Linked DNA regions of Homo sapiens: region 2 is linked to region 1. Evidence: chromatin contacts called from ENCODE Hi-C or POLR2A ChIA-PET data. All regions are on one chromosome and are shown on one strand. Each heading gives the region's core, a stretch centred on a gene start or an enhancer-like site at or near the end of the contact. The rest is flanking DNA. Distances are from core to core; before and after follow the strand shown.

Region 1 (6,257 bases), core at 2,009-4,508:
CTACTCCCGATCCCCTAAACTTAAGTTGCCCATCCTGCCATCAGGCTTTTGCTTTTGGTGACACCCTTCACCAATCCACTCCCACCCTCTATTTCAAGGCTCAGTTCAAGGTCTGCAGGATCCCTCTGTGACATTCCCAAGTACCCAGGCTCACCATGCCTCTCTTCTTCCCATATCTACTGCACTTAAGAGTTAGCATTTTCCATTCTGGGCATAACTGTCCCCTAAGTATTCAATTAATTGGCTAAACAGACAGCCCCTTTACAGCTGGGACAGGCTACCCTGTAGCCTCAACAGCACTTAGGGACCCATGGGAAATAATATATGCAAGAAGCTGAAAATAAGGAAGCAACAGGAATGAGCAGAGGTACTGTCTGTCTAGACTTGAAATGCATTCATTCTACCAGGCACCTCCAGTATAAATTGGTTACAATTTTATTTCCAGCCAATTACTATTCAAATCTAATTAACAACCAAAATGGTAAAATATACTTACTGTCATGAAATACTGTCAGAACCGTGTTGTCAGTGGTGCTGAAGAACACCTATCTAAAAAGGTGTCTAATCTTTGTGATTTCAACCTAAAAGATAAACATCTATTAGGACCTAACATCTATCAATAGTAAAAATACATCAAATGTATCACTTATAGGCTTTTTTTCTCATAAAATTAAAGAGGGCTTGTATAATTTTGACTACTATTCTTAATCAATGGAGTACATGGTATAAAATAGTATAAAAAGGCACCCAATAAATGTTTGTTGACTTGAAAGATTTATTTTGGAGAACTTAAAAACAAGTTAATTCCATGGGGAAAGGAGAAAATGGATTTTCCAACATAACCCTGAATTTAGCCATATTCATCATAAACATTCATTACAATACACCAAAAAGGGACCAAATTATATAATATGCAAGAGACCAAAAATTATACATCTAAATTACTTAAAACATTAACACTCAAGATGCAAACACACCCCTTATCATCTTAATTTTTTGGTGATGGTTTTCTTAAATGTTTCAGAGTAACATTTAGACATTCTATAGCTCAAGAGGAGGAAAAAATTATCTGAGAATATAATGCTTTTCAATTAAGAATCTCAGATTATACTGTAATGAAGATACATTCTGCACTGAGAAGATATCAAAAAAGCAACACAATCAAGACCCTTATTTATAATTTTGAAGCACCACCATTTTTGACTAAAATTGCATCGAAATAGCACTTCAGTCTCACTGTAAGGCATAAATAGCTGAACAAATTAGTACCAATTGCTGTGTTACAAGTTTCATTTCTCATTTGCTCCATTCTTTCTCAAAGGAAACAATTAAATGGGGGAGGGGTAGGATGCCAAAACAAAAACACATCCTTTCAGTGTTAATTTTAAAGGGAGAAGATATACTGATACGCATCCAAGCATGAAATCTAGCAAATAGCAGAAAAAATTGTAGCCACTGAATTGAAAGTTTTTAATGCCACTAAAAAGGTCCAGGTAGCAAAAACTGCTTGACGTTTGCTATAATATTAAAAGTAATTTATAATTTCTTTTCAAATATTAATAGTATCCTCTAACCCCAAAACTGCTCAGAAAAGTCCTTCCTTGTAACGAGAAATGTTATTTTTTAAAGAGTGTCTTTGAAAAAATAAGCCCTCAGAACACTTAAAACATGGGAGCTATATTTATGTATTTTGCTTGGAATGGGAGAGGGGGGTGTGGGCAGGGAGTCATACCACACCACACTCACTCACCCAAATAGTTGATTCAGTATATATTTAGACTCAGTACATTAAAGAAAAACACTGTCACCTCATATGGTGTATATTTTCTTAAGGGCAGGTTGATATATGTAAAAGCTCAAGGGAATGCATACATCTGTTTAATGTTTTAAGAAATGCAAATTTGTATCCAAGAAAAGCAGTAGTCCCTTCCTCCACCCTCCATTCTTTGGCATCAACAACCAGAGTTTTGCATCAATATACAGTAATCCTTAAATTAAGATACAAGAGCAATGCAGGGAAGGAATAATTTGCCTTTTAAGGAATTTTGGTTAAACTTTCAATACTTTACAAATAAACCCCCCACTGATTAGTGCCACTGATATTGATCCGTTTGCTTTCATCACTTTATGTTGCTGATTAGTTTCCATACTAAGAGAGATGAAACCACCCCAGTGATTTGTAGCACGAACCACGCAACTATGGGGTCCATGCGGGTTAGTGGGATGCCATTTTTTTAAAGGTCGCAGGCTACCTAACCTTGTTTAAATTATCCTGTTAGAGTGCTTTGGGCGAGATTACGATTTGTGGGTGCTCTGTAATTCTTTGTTCTCTAAGACTACCGTTCTTTAAGGCCCTGCATATCCTCCCGCCTCCCACCACTAATGATTAAAACCTTAGTCCAATCCGAAGGGCTTCCTTCCCACCTTCGGGGCAAGTACAGGGACCGCAAACCGCCAGATGGCTGCATTCTTTACGCGCAAACCAGGCTGCGGGGAAGCTAAAGCCATGCCTTCCTCCCCACGCAGGTGCCTGGGTGGCCCCGGCCCCACGGCCTGGTCCCGGCGACCTGTCAGCCCTGCGAGTGCCAGGAGGCCGCCCCCAGAGCGCATCCCCTGACTCGCCCGGCCGCCCCGGCCCCGCGCCCAACGCCTGCCTCCCACCCGCCGCGCGGCCCCCGGGATGTGCGGGCAGACAAAGCGCCGGGCCCCGCCACAGCCCCGCGGGCGGGAGGAGGGCGCCCCCGGGGACTCGCGCCGCCGCCGGGGCTACGGGGCCAGGGCCCGGGCCGCGTCTCCCGCCCCTCGGCCGGCTCCCCGCACAAAATGGAGCCGGCCCGGGACGCCGTCGAGAGCGGGGCCCCGACGCAGCCCCGCGGCCCCTCCTCGGCCCCGGGCCCGGAGCTCAACGGCGGCGAGGGTGAGGTGGCCTGGCCCGCGTCCCGCCGCTCCTCAGCCCGGCGCACAAAGAGCCGCGCCGCGGCCCCGCGCCCGCTCCCCGGCCCGGCCCGCTGCGGGAGCGGCCTCGCAGGCGCGGGGCCCGGCCTCGGCCCGCGCGGGAGGGCGGGAGGCTAGTGCCCCCGGCCGCGGCGGCGTTGGCGGCGGGGACGGCGCCGGGAGGAGACGGACATTTCATTCGAGCTAAAGTGGAGTCGGTTTAGGAGCGATCATTGGCCGAAGCGAGACACAAACCTCCAATGCAGCCCTGGTTGGCTCCCGTCTCCAATCGGCTGTTTGGTTGGACAGAAAATGGCTGCGAAGGAACCAGTCCCAGCGCGGAGCTCCGCTTCCAGGACTCGGCCTCCCCTCCCTCCGCCGCGGGCCGCTTCCCTCGGCGCGACACCCTCCCTCCGCGCCGCCCGCGCGCCCGCCCGCCGCGGCCCCGCCCCGCCCCGCCCCGCCCCCGGCCCCGCCCCGCCCCCGGCCCAGTCCCGCGTTCCTGTGAGGCCTCCGCGCCGCTCCGGATGCCGCTCCTCTAGGCGCGAGGTCTTCCAGGGCCCTGCCCGGGCGCGCCGTTCGGGTCTAGGCGGGCCTCCTTCCCGGTGCTGACCCGGGCCTGTGCGAAGCGGGATCTCTCGGGCGTCCCTCTCTTTGTCACCCCTTCCCCCGCCACGTGGAGGTGCCTCAGCCGCCTGAGCTCAGCCTGCCTGCGCCTGGATTTTTAAGAAGGGGAAACCAAGGACAGAAGCCGCCCCCTAGGACGACGCGCCCGAGCCACCGGGAGGGTCTGAACGGCGGGGGCCTCCTGGAGCGCCTTCAGCGCCTCGTGTTTTCTTTCCTTGGGTCCCTGTTAGCGTCGCCGCATGCACAGCGCTCCCTGTCATTTGGTCCCTGAGCTTGGGTGTTTTTCACATTTCATCTAAAGATGCAGACCCCTGCTAAGTCTAGCCAGCCTTCACCCTGAATCTTGAACTTAAGATGCTGCATTTTCCACCCACCCCCACCCCTCTAGTAGCTGCAGATTGACAAGCGGCTTTTCCCAACCAGATGACATTTTGGCTGCAAGAATCCGTGGCCCGTTCTTGCCTCTGTGCAGCCAAGCTCCTTCGCTGTCTTTCTCAAACTGCAGTCCTGAGTTCAGCTTCGCTTAGCAGTGACCATCCCAGAGGTGGGTAATCCAACACTGGATCCACTCACTGCAACCGGAGCTGGGGATGGCATGCCCTCTGCTTCCACTAACCGAGTGGCCTGCACCACATTAAACTCTCCAGCTTTGATTATGTAAAAATACAGAGATCTTTTATTTATAGAGTTCCTACTGTTTCTCAGAGTATTTAAACATTTCTGCGGCAAGTATGGAAGAAAAGACAAATGAAAGCCCCAAATTGTGACAAGAGGAGTAAGTAGCAATGCCACTGTCATCAGACAACCTGACTTGAATTCCAACTCCCCTTCTTACAGGCTTGTGATCTTGGCCAAATGTCTGCTTCTCAGGGTTGTTTGGGATAATGTATACATAGAAAGCCCTTTAAAAAAAAAAAGTTATCCCAGCACTTTGGGAGGCCGAAGCAGGCCGATCACCTGAGGTCAGGAGTTCGAGACCAGCCTGACCAACATGGCGAAACCCCGTCTCTACTAAAAATACAAAAATTAGCCGGGCGTGGTGGTGGGCGCCTGTAATCCCAACTACTCAGGAGGCTGAGGCAGGAGAATCGCTTGAACCCGGGAGGCAGAGGTTGCAGTGAGCCGAGATCACACCATTGCACTCCAGCCTAGGCGACAGAGCAAGACTCCATCTCAAAAAAAAAAAAAAAAAAAGTTATCCTAAGATCTTTATATAGCATGAATTTCTTCAATCTCCATCAAACATTTAAAAGGTGTTATTTGCTTAGAAAAAAAAAAGGAAAAATTGGCCTGAGTTTAATTTCTCCCTTTCTCTATGCTTACCCATAAAGTGGAGATTAAGGAGTGAAATGATGTGTTCAAAGGTTCAAAGGCAGGAAATATAAAGTAATAGAATTGGGAGAAGGGGCTGGGCATGGTGGCTCACGCCTGTAATCCCAGCACTTTGGGAAGCCAAGGCAGGCCGATCACCTGAGGTCAGGAATTCGAGACCAGCCTGACCAACATGGAGAAACCCCGTCTGTACTAAAAAATACAAAATTAGCCGGGCGTGGTGGCGCATGCCTGTAATCCCAGCTACTCGAGAGGCTGAGACAGGAGAATCACTTGAACCCAGGAGGCGGAGGTTGCGGTGAGCTGAGATCGCGCCATTGCACTCCAGCCTGGGCGACAAGAATGAAACTCTGTCTCAAAAAAGGAAAAAAAAAAAAAAAAAAGAATTGGGAGAAAGATGACTAATCCTTCTCCCAATTCTGGATGGTGAACCAAAAGATGCGAAGATGACTACTTTTCTGAGTTAATAGTTTATCATTTCAGTACTGTGGATCTAAACTATGTGCTTAATTCAAATTCCACTAAAAGGTAATATCAGCTCCTACATTCTGCAGGCATTGTACTAGGAGCCCAAGGGCTACAAAGGTGAATGAATCACTCTCCTTACCCTGAGGAGCCAGAACTCTAGGAGAAATGGAACCCGGTCCACATCCCCTCTGCAGTTGGATCCTAGGTCATCCTGCCTTAACAACCAACCTGTGTTCTCTGTTTCTTCTGTATCTATTTCAGGAAGCCCCCAATAAATGTTAACCACTTTTCTGATGACTTGGTGAAAGAGGAAGGCCAAGATCATAATTTAGTCTTGGAAAAAACACTGCAGCTAACCTAGTCTTTGCATTCAAAGTCAGAGACAGGTAATTGAGTGTCTTTATTTCGAGTCTGTACACCACAGCTGCCAGTTAGTTCATATCGCCATTTCTCTAGGCGTCATAATTAAGCAAACAATGAAACAGAATCCCTGGCCCCATGAAGACTTCACAGTTTTTACTTCATCACTTCAATGAGGTCTCGTAAAATTCCCATGAGGACAGGGTCTAGTAGAATATTGTCTCCACTTCCACCTTCCTGATTCTTCTCTTGCTCCACTCTTCTCAATCCATTCTATGCACTGAGGCCTAGAAGGATCTGGCTTCAGCTTCCCTCTCCCACCCGGCTTGTGGCTCTTCCTCAACCCTGACCTCACCACCTTCTAGACCCACTGGCCTATGCATTGCTCCTCACACACGCACCAGCCTTAAGATCCTCACTGGCTTCTTTTCATCACTGAGGTCTTGCCCCTTCAATGAGGGACTTCCCTGATCCCTTCTTCTTAAGTAGCCCCGCCCAGTTACTCTCTATCCTGTCATCCAGCTATATTATTCTAT
Region 2 (2,500 bases), core at 1-2,500, 5.4 Mb after region 1:
TATTATTTTGAGATGGGGTCTCACTCTGTCACCCAGGCTGAAATGCAGTTGCACGATCTAGGCTCACTGCAACCTCTGCCTCCCAGGCTCAAACAATCCTCCCACCTCAGCCTCCCGAGCAGCTGGGAGCACGGGTGTATACCACCACACCCAGCTAATTTTTTTTTTTTTTTTTTTTTGGTAGAGACGGGTTTCACCATGTTGCTCAGGCTGGTTTTGAACTCCTGAGCTCAAGCAATACTCCTGCCTCAAACTCCCAAAGTGTTGTGATTACAGGCGTGAGCCACCGTATCTGGCCTATGATTATTTTGTTCACAGACAGGGTCTTGCTCTGTTGCCTAAGCTGGAATGCAGTGCAGTGGCATGATCATAGCTCACTGCAGCCTTGAACTCCTGAGCTCAAGTGATCCTCTGCCTCAGCCTCCCAAGTAGCTAGGACTCTTAACTCTATCCTACCCAAATTTTTATCTTATACTCCACCAACTCAGGGCCTCTTGCAGGAAAAGAAACCTGAGCCACTTCCATAGTATGAGGCTTCGAGTGTACTCAGAGATGAAGAATTGCCAAAATACAGCTCAAAAAGTGGCATTTTCAAAAAACAATGTAAACAACTCAAGGACATAGCTCAAAATTAAAATGTGACATTACAAGCCCATTCGAAGGTTAATTTCCTGGATCTGTGAACTAAATTAATCCATTATTAATCCACGGTACTCTAGAGGTTCTGAGGTCTGGGTTGAGGTGCAAGTTTCAAGGAATATGAGGAAAGCCATCTTTAGAAGGTGCTGGTGTATCTGGGACCTGGGGAATAAACTGCTTTGGAGATTGGTCACAATCTGAGTCGAGAGCCCTCCTGGCCCACATGGGATATGCCCTGCCCTGCCCGATGATAGCGGGACTTCATTGGGACTTAGGCAAAGACTACCTGGTCTCTGGCGCCCACGTGGCCCACGTTGCCATGGTGACGTCAGAACAGCGTGGAGACGTCACCTGACGGTTGCCGCGGTGACCTCACGGCGGTGTGACGTACCCATGGCGACGACACCACGATTCACGGCAGGTGTTCGAGTTGCCCTTCCCGCCAGCCACTCACCTGTCCCCGTCTTCCACGCCCTGAGGGCCGCGGCTCTGGAAACGGGGATACAGGAGCCTGGCGGCGCCGAAGCACCCGCGCAGGCCAAGACGGCTCCCCAGGCCAAGACGGCTCCCCAGGCCGCACACAGCCATGAGCCAGGCTGCTTGACGGGACCTGACCCCGCCAGGTTCCCGTCCAGTCCGCGGGGTGACTCCACCCACAGCTGGCCGCGCCACCGCTCAGGTTTCAATTTTTATTGGTTCGCAGTTCTCACCCCAGGGCGGGACACTCCCAGGGACTTGTTTCCCATTGGTTTAACGGAAGGAGCGGGGCGGGAAAACCCGTGTCGGCTTGGCTGCAACACCTATTGACCAATGTTCAAGCCTATTGGTAAAGGTACTCCGGGCTCGCGCGCTCTGATTGGCTGGCCTGAAGTACAACGCCTCCTCCCCTTGAGGCACGGGCGCTCTGGGTTGTGGGAGTTGGGGAGCTGCTCCGGCTTCGGCGCGGAGGGGCGGCGGCCGGGGAGGCGGCGGCGGCGGCAGGTGAGAGGCCGGGGTCGGGCGGCCGGGCGGCGCGAGGTCCTAGACCCAGGACGACGCTGAGCCAGGCGTCCAGCTTCTGTGGCTCAGTTTACCCAGCTCTGAGAGTCTTGCCCCGAGGGATCGGCGACCTCAATCTGACAGTCGTGATTTTGAGCTTGACAAGCAAGGGGATTCCCCGCTCTGAGCCTCAGTTTTTCTAAGAAATGGGGATCACGATAGTACTTAGCTCATAGTACACCTGAATCTTAGCGTAAGGTAATCTACGTAAAGCCTTAAGCGGAGGATAATTTTGCGTTATGTATAAAAGTGTAAATTGCACACACCTATAGACCCTGCAAGCTCCTTTCTAGGACTCTGTCCTGCAGAAATACTCATTTAAGTGTGCAAAACGAGGCGTACTGGGTGTTTTCTGCAGCCTTGTTTATAATTGTGACACATTGGAAACAGCCTAAATGTCCAGCAAAGAGTTCTTTCTGCTCCATGATTTCATGTAATTTCTACCTTTAATAGTAGTAGTTGTAAAAGCTGAAACGAAGAACAGAGCCAGTAATAAGTAGCTCTCAGTAATTGAATGATTAGTAGGTGCCAGACACCGCCAAGTGTTTCCCTTGCGTTAATTTAACCTTCCTAACATCCACCGAGGTAGGTACGGTTATTTTCTCTCCATATAACGTGTGGGGAAACCGAGGTTCTTAGCCATTTAAGTGAGTTAACTAAGATGACATCACTGGGGAGTGGAAGAGCTGGCATTTGAACCCAGATCTGTTGGATGTGTCCAGTTGACTCCTGCATTGCCTTTCTGGTACGTAGCAAGTGCTGGACGGTAACTACCTTTTTTGTTATTATGATGGGCTTGAACTAGGTGTTCTAAGATCTCTTC

Evidence for each region. Hi-C counts contacts between places; a loop is a spot of excess contacts on that map. ChIA-PET counts read pairs that join two places held with the same protein, here RNA polymerase II (POLR2A). Pooled maps may share reads with other maps.
Region 2: a loop to region 1 is called in a pooled map, with 14 times the contacts of the local background. The contact joins the promoter of MMAB here to the promoter of NFYB in region 1. A Hi-C loop is called at or near these places in 4 of 50 pooled maps. POLR2A ChIA-PET finds 5 or more read pairs at or near these places in 2 of 52 experiments (A673 and activated CD8-positive, alpha-beta memory T cell).

Annotation. Positions count from the first base shown.
Region 1 is chr12:104,134,952-104,141,208 of GRCh38, forward strand. NFYB (nuclear transcription factor Y subunit beta) reads right to left here and starts at 3,259. Exons shown (of 8, transcript NM_006166.4): 1 at 3,190-3,259; 2 at 497-581. The coding sequence starts at 502. It overlaps LOC105369947 (a long non-coding RNA gene), which reads left to right and starts at 5,280. Exons shown (of 3, transcript XR_945286.2): 1 at 5,280-5,747. RefSeq lists enhancers at 1,818-2,411, 2,412-3,003, 3,827-3,996 and silencers at 2,623-2,752, 2,813-2,892, 2,993-3,092, 3,143-3,442.
Region 2 is chr12:109,572,254-109,574,753 of GRCh38, forward strand. MMAB (metabolism of cobalamin associated B) reads right to left here and starts at 1,251. Exons shown (of 9, transcript NM_052845.4): 1 at 1,094-1,251. The coding sequence starts at 1,227. It overlaps MVK (mevalonate kinase), which reads left to right and starts at 1,541. Exons shown (of 11, transcript NM_000431.4): 1 at 1,541-1,620. RefSeq lists enhancers at 641-1,142, 1,143-1,642 and silencers at 1,402-1,531, 1,552-1,781.